Linked DNA regions of Homo sapiens: region 2 is linked to region 1. A link is an interaction called in ENCODE POLR2A ChIA-PET data of the cell type or tissue named here. Cell type or tissue: MCF 10A. All regions are shown on one strand.

Region 1 (2,500 bases):
TCCTGCATGCTGGGCGTCCAACTCTCTTCCCTAGACAGCACTTCTATTGTAAGTCCCAACTATAATGGTTCCTACTGACCTCTCAGTTTAGCATCCATCCGCTGCACTGAGTTGCTCTGATCAAGCTTCCGAATGACCTCCTGTATGTCAATTCCAGGCCCTCTTCTTGGTCTTGTCTTCATTCATCCTCTGCAGCCATCAGCCCTGTTTTTGGTCCCCTTCTTGAAGCCGTCTTCTCTCGCTTGGCCTGCATGACATGCTCCCTTATTGGTTGCCCTTCCTGGTTCTCTGCAAGCTGTTCCACTGGCTCTTTTCTTCACTTCCCCCTCTTTGCTCACAGGCATGCTTCAGGCTTACTTTTTGCTTCTCTATGGTCTTTCCCTTGGAGAACTCATCTATTCTTAGAGCTTCAAATGGCATAAGCTCCAGAAGAGCAGGCATCTGTTTGGTTCTCGGCTACATCCTTGGTCCCTGCAGCAGTAACTGGCACATAACAAGTGAACAGTGCCTCCCCCTTTACATGTGCGCCATCAGCCTCCTAATTCAGATCCTCAAGCAAAATCTCATCACAATTGCAAACTTACATGCCCACATCCCCTCCTCCAATCTGATCTGCATTCTACCAATGGGATCTTCCTAAAATGTACTTTTTTTGTTTGCACATGTCACCACATTCTAAAAGTGATCCAGTGATTTCCTACAAAATAACTTGATGGTCAAGGGCTTCTACACTTTTTTTTTCCCTTAAGAGATAGGGTCTTGCTATGTTGCCCAGGCTGGATTTGATCAAACTCCTGGACTCAAGCAATCCTCCCACCTCGGGGTCCTGAGCAGCTGTGACCACAAGCATGCACCACAGCACCCAGTGGCTGATATACTCCCATCCAAGTACCAGCCAGGTCTGACCCTGCTTAGCTTCTGAGACGCATCCAGAATGGTATGGCCGTAGGCGCCGGCAGCTTCTATACTTTATCATGGGGCTGATATCACATTTGTACCTCCACTGTAGTCAAGTGAAAAGAGCATGGCTCTAGACCCTGGCTATTGCAGCTTTGGTTCCAGGCTGTCCTACTTCCAGTGTGGAGGAAATTGCTTAACGTTTTTACGTCATCGCACTCTTGATTTAAAGGAACCAAGACTCAGAAAGAAAGCATCTTTATGCAATGTTATGTGTTACATATATACACATTCCCATGTGAAAACATGGGAAATAAATCCTACGGGAACCCCCAAGCAACCACATAGCTCAGCCTACAGGAACTGAGAGTTTTCTACACAGCACTGGACTCTGGATTATCTTGACACCTCTACCACTGTTCTGGACAGTTTTCCTGTGCCCTGGTGAGTCTATTCTCCACTTTTCTTCCCCTGACTCTGTGACCTGAGAGGTTGACTTGAATAGACTACATCAACCAAGCTCTCTTGCTCTCAAGGTTCTGGTTGGGTTTGGCCAATGGAAGGCACTGAGAGGTGATCCAAGGGCAACAGAAGAGACAGGCTGAAGTATTTATTCTTCCGGCTTCTTCTCTGCAAGGCCACATGCTGCCAGTCATTGTGTTTTTCTTTTTTGAGACAGAGTCTCACTCTGTCACCCAGGCTGGAGTACAGTGGCACGATCTCGGCTCACTGCAGCCTCCACTTCCTGGGTTCAAGCAATTCTCCTGCCTCAGCCTCCCGAGTAGCTGGGATTACAGGCGCACACCACTATGCCTGGCTAATTTTTTGTAATTTTAGTAGAGACGGGGTTTCGCCATGTTGGCCAGGCTGGTCTCAAACTCCTGGCCTCAAGTGATCCACCCGCCTCGGCCTCCCAAAGTGCTGGGATTATAGGCCTGAGCCACCACGCCTGGTCCAGTCATTGTGTTTTTCTACCAAAAACCCCAGCTCCTGTTGGGTGGCCCTTTGCTTTTACCATAAGTCTCACCAGGTTCCAGGAACAAACTCCTCTTTTTGTGTCTTTAAACCTATGGATGCTAAGGGCTTCTTACGATCACTAACCTTCAGGTGCTTCACCGTCCCTTTTTGGTTTCCTTAACCCTGTGTTGCCACTGGCAAACAGTTCCTTCATCCAACTCTCTGCCATCACTCTTTTGAGGGTGCCATGTGTTTCCTGCTGGCACCCTGACTGATAAAACCACATGGGCATGTGTTGGTGGCCAATATTAGGGTGATCTAGCCCTTCACGTTTCTTCCCTTTGTGATTCCTACCACTACCAACCAATGATTTATTTTCTGCTCTGAGCATCTATTCTCTACTTCCTGGTTTCTGCTTATTGGTAATGTCCACTGATTCACCCCTTAAATCGCACATGGACTCTTAAGGCCCCACCCTGCCTCCATGGCCTCTCTTTGTGTATTCTCTCAGCTTTAGCCTTGGCTACCAGCAGACTGATTCACTCTACATTTCCGGGACTTCTGATGTCTAAGGAAATCGGGTTGGCCTGGCTGGTCACCATGGCCTCTGTTGGCCAGAGCTTCCTGTGCCAGGCCCCAGGTCACT
Region 2 (2,500 bases), 130 kb after region 1:
AATTTGAAAGTAAAAAACCTAATTTCCTGTGTTTTCCTTAAATATGAACACTAGGTTATTTTTCTAAATGATGAATTTTTATTGTTTTTTTTTAAACTCGTTCAGTGTTTTTTTTTCCCTAGACAATTTCATGTTCCAGTTTACAGATAGCTGTTACGACATTCAAACCTAATGTTCGTGGGAGCATTATAGAGAGGAGGGTGTAGTTATTTTATTTTTCAATAAAATAACTTTTAAAGTTTATTTATTTTGTAGAGACAGGGTCTTTCTGTGTTGCCCAGGTTGGACTCGAACTCCTGAGCTCAAGCTGTCTCCCTGCCTTAGCCTCCCTAATAGCTGGTATTACAGGCTTGTACAGGGTGTAGCTTTGTATTTAAAGTTGCCTCTAAAGAATTGAGGAATTGGAGGCTGGGCGCAATGGCTCACACCTGTAATCCCAGCGCTTTGGGAGGCTGAGGCGGGTGGATCACAAGGTCAGGAGATCGAGACCATCCTGGCTAACATGGTGAAACCCTGTCTCTTCTAAAAAAAAAAAAAAAATACAAAAAAATTAGCTGGGCGTGGTGGCGGGCGCCTGTAGTCCCAGCTACTCCGGAGGCTGAGGCAGGAGAATGGCGTGAACCCGGGAGGCAGAGCTTGTAGTGAGCCGAGATTGCGCCACAGCACTCCAGCCTGGGCAACAGAGCGAGACTCCTTCTCAAAAAAAAAAAAAAAAAGAATTGAGGGCTTGGATAAATATCCCAAGAACACCATTGTGGAGGTTAAAAATAGACTTTTCTTTTAGTTAAATGTTGTATGGTGAACTGAAGCTGAAGTTTCAGGTAGACTGGCATGGTACTTTGTTGGCATTCAGATGGCTTGTTTATATTTCACATGCTGCCAAGTACAGGCCTGAAGTTTTATTTTGACCATCCATCTGGCTCAGAGTGTTTTATTAATATTCCTAATTTGGTTGAAATAGTTTAGAGGAGCTGAATGACATGGAGAAACAAAAGTTACTTGAAAATGCTATTCTCTAAGTGAAAAAGAGAAATACTGCAAGTAGCTGTTTTTCTTTTTGCCACCCAGATTAAACCAGTTTTCATACATTACAAGAGTTCTTGGATGAATTCATTTATTACAATGTATTTTGATGTGGACATATGTCATGACTTGACACTTATTTGCACATCATGTCATTATGCCATGAATTGCTCACTTCTGTTGATGGTGACAATGACAGCAGTTACACTCGTTTCTAGCATTATGTTGGTTGCTCTGTGTATACCATAGCTAATCCTCCCAATAATCCTGCGAAGTTGAGATCCATATCCTCATTTGTAGAAGAGGAAACTGATGCTCCGAGGGGTTATGTGCTTTGGCCGAGTTCACACAGGTCCTAAATAAAAGGCTCTGTCTGTCTAAATCCAGTTTTTATGCATGATGTTTCTAAGTAGGACAGTTATACTGTATAAATTGCAGTGTTTTATTTGCTTTACTAACTAGCCAAGGTGAATTTTCACTGCTCACTGTAAGAAGTGCCCACTTTAATTCTAAATACCAAGACTATGATTAAGTGAAGTGTTTGGTGTAGGAGAGACCAGTCATGGTGACACCTTCAGCTGTTTTTGCTTTGGAGATTTATGGATTGCATAGGTATATTGTATTCCTTCAAACACCCCAAATAGTTTTTAAAAACACAGATTGCATTTTTACTGCTTTCTAGCTATTGTCTTTCAAGTGTTTTTTAAATGACATATTTGTTGGTTTAAGTTTCTAATGAATATTTTCTTTCTCTTAGGTTTTATATTATTTTGGCATTAGTTTTGAAACCAAAAGAGCACAGTAAGACATTGCTTTTGCCTAACTCCCTCTGCAGTGCAGAGGATCGAGTTTAGGATTATAGAGCTCTTTCATTTTGTCTTATTGATGAGAAGCTTTAGCTGTCAGCTCTGCAGCACTGGTCTTGTGTTGAGACTGGGTTAACAGTCTGGTTGTTCCACCAATAAAAATACACATTTTAAAGTTTTCTTAAGCTGAATGTTATATAGACAATGAACATGCTTTTTAATTAATGTGTAGTCTAAAGATTAATTACAGAAACTGTAAGTGCAATTCTGATTTGTTTGTGGATATAATTGAGTTACATCATGCTTGTTAGTCTTTTCAGCTTTAGGTGGTGACATTTTGTTTTTTATTTGTTTTGCCAAAATGTTTATTTGCAGAGGTGGATAGCTTTTTTTTTTTTTTTTTTTTTTAACTTTCATTTAAGAGGAATGCACATGAACTATTTGAAGCAGTACCTTCCTAAGAGGTTTTGTTTGCTGATAAAGCTTTCCTATTCTAGCTGCTTGACTCATACCAGAGGAGAAGCATTAAAGAAGACCAGAAGGTGAAAAGAGTCACCCTAACCTATCCATGTGTGCTCTTGAATTTTCCTAAGGAGGGGCACGCGTTGATTTCCTCATTGTCTTTATCCCACAATAGATTCTTAGAATATGTATGTCTATATAAAATTTTT

What was found. ChIA-PET counts read pairs that join two places held together with the same protein. Peaks named below come from ENCODE experiments on the same cell type or tissue, not always from the same donor. Only the 100,000 strongest peaks of a DNase experiment are listed, where the experiment ranks them.
Region 2: POLR2A ChIA-PET joins it to region 1 with 8 read pairs; 2 of 35 experiments call an interaction of 5 or more read pairs at or near these places.

Annotation. Positions count from the first base shown.
Region 1 is chr1:13,622,334-13,624,833 of GRCh38, forward strand. It overlaps the pseudogene RNA5SP41. Among named protein-coding and RNA genes, the nearest start is that of PDPN, 40 kb to the left of the region's middle. In MCF 10A, no CTCF peak of the experiment used is centred here; a DNase peak (open chromatin) is centred at 1,128.
Region 2 is chr1:13,755,564-13,758,063 of GRCh38, forward strand. The region is part of intron 6 of PRDM2 (PR/SET domain 2); the gene reads left to right. Among named protein-coding and RNA genes, the nearest start is that of PRDM2, 57 kb to the left of the region's middle. In MCF 10A, no CTCF peak of the experiment used is centred here; no DNase peak of the experiment used is centred here.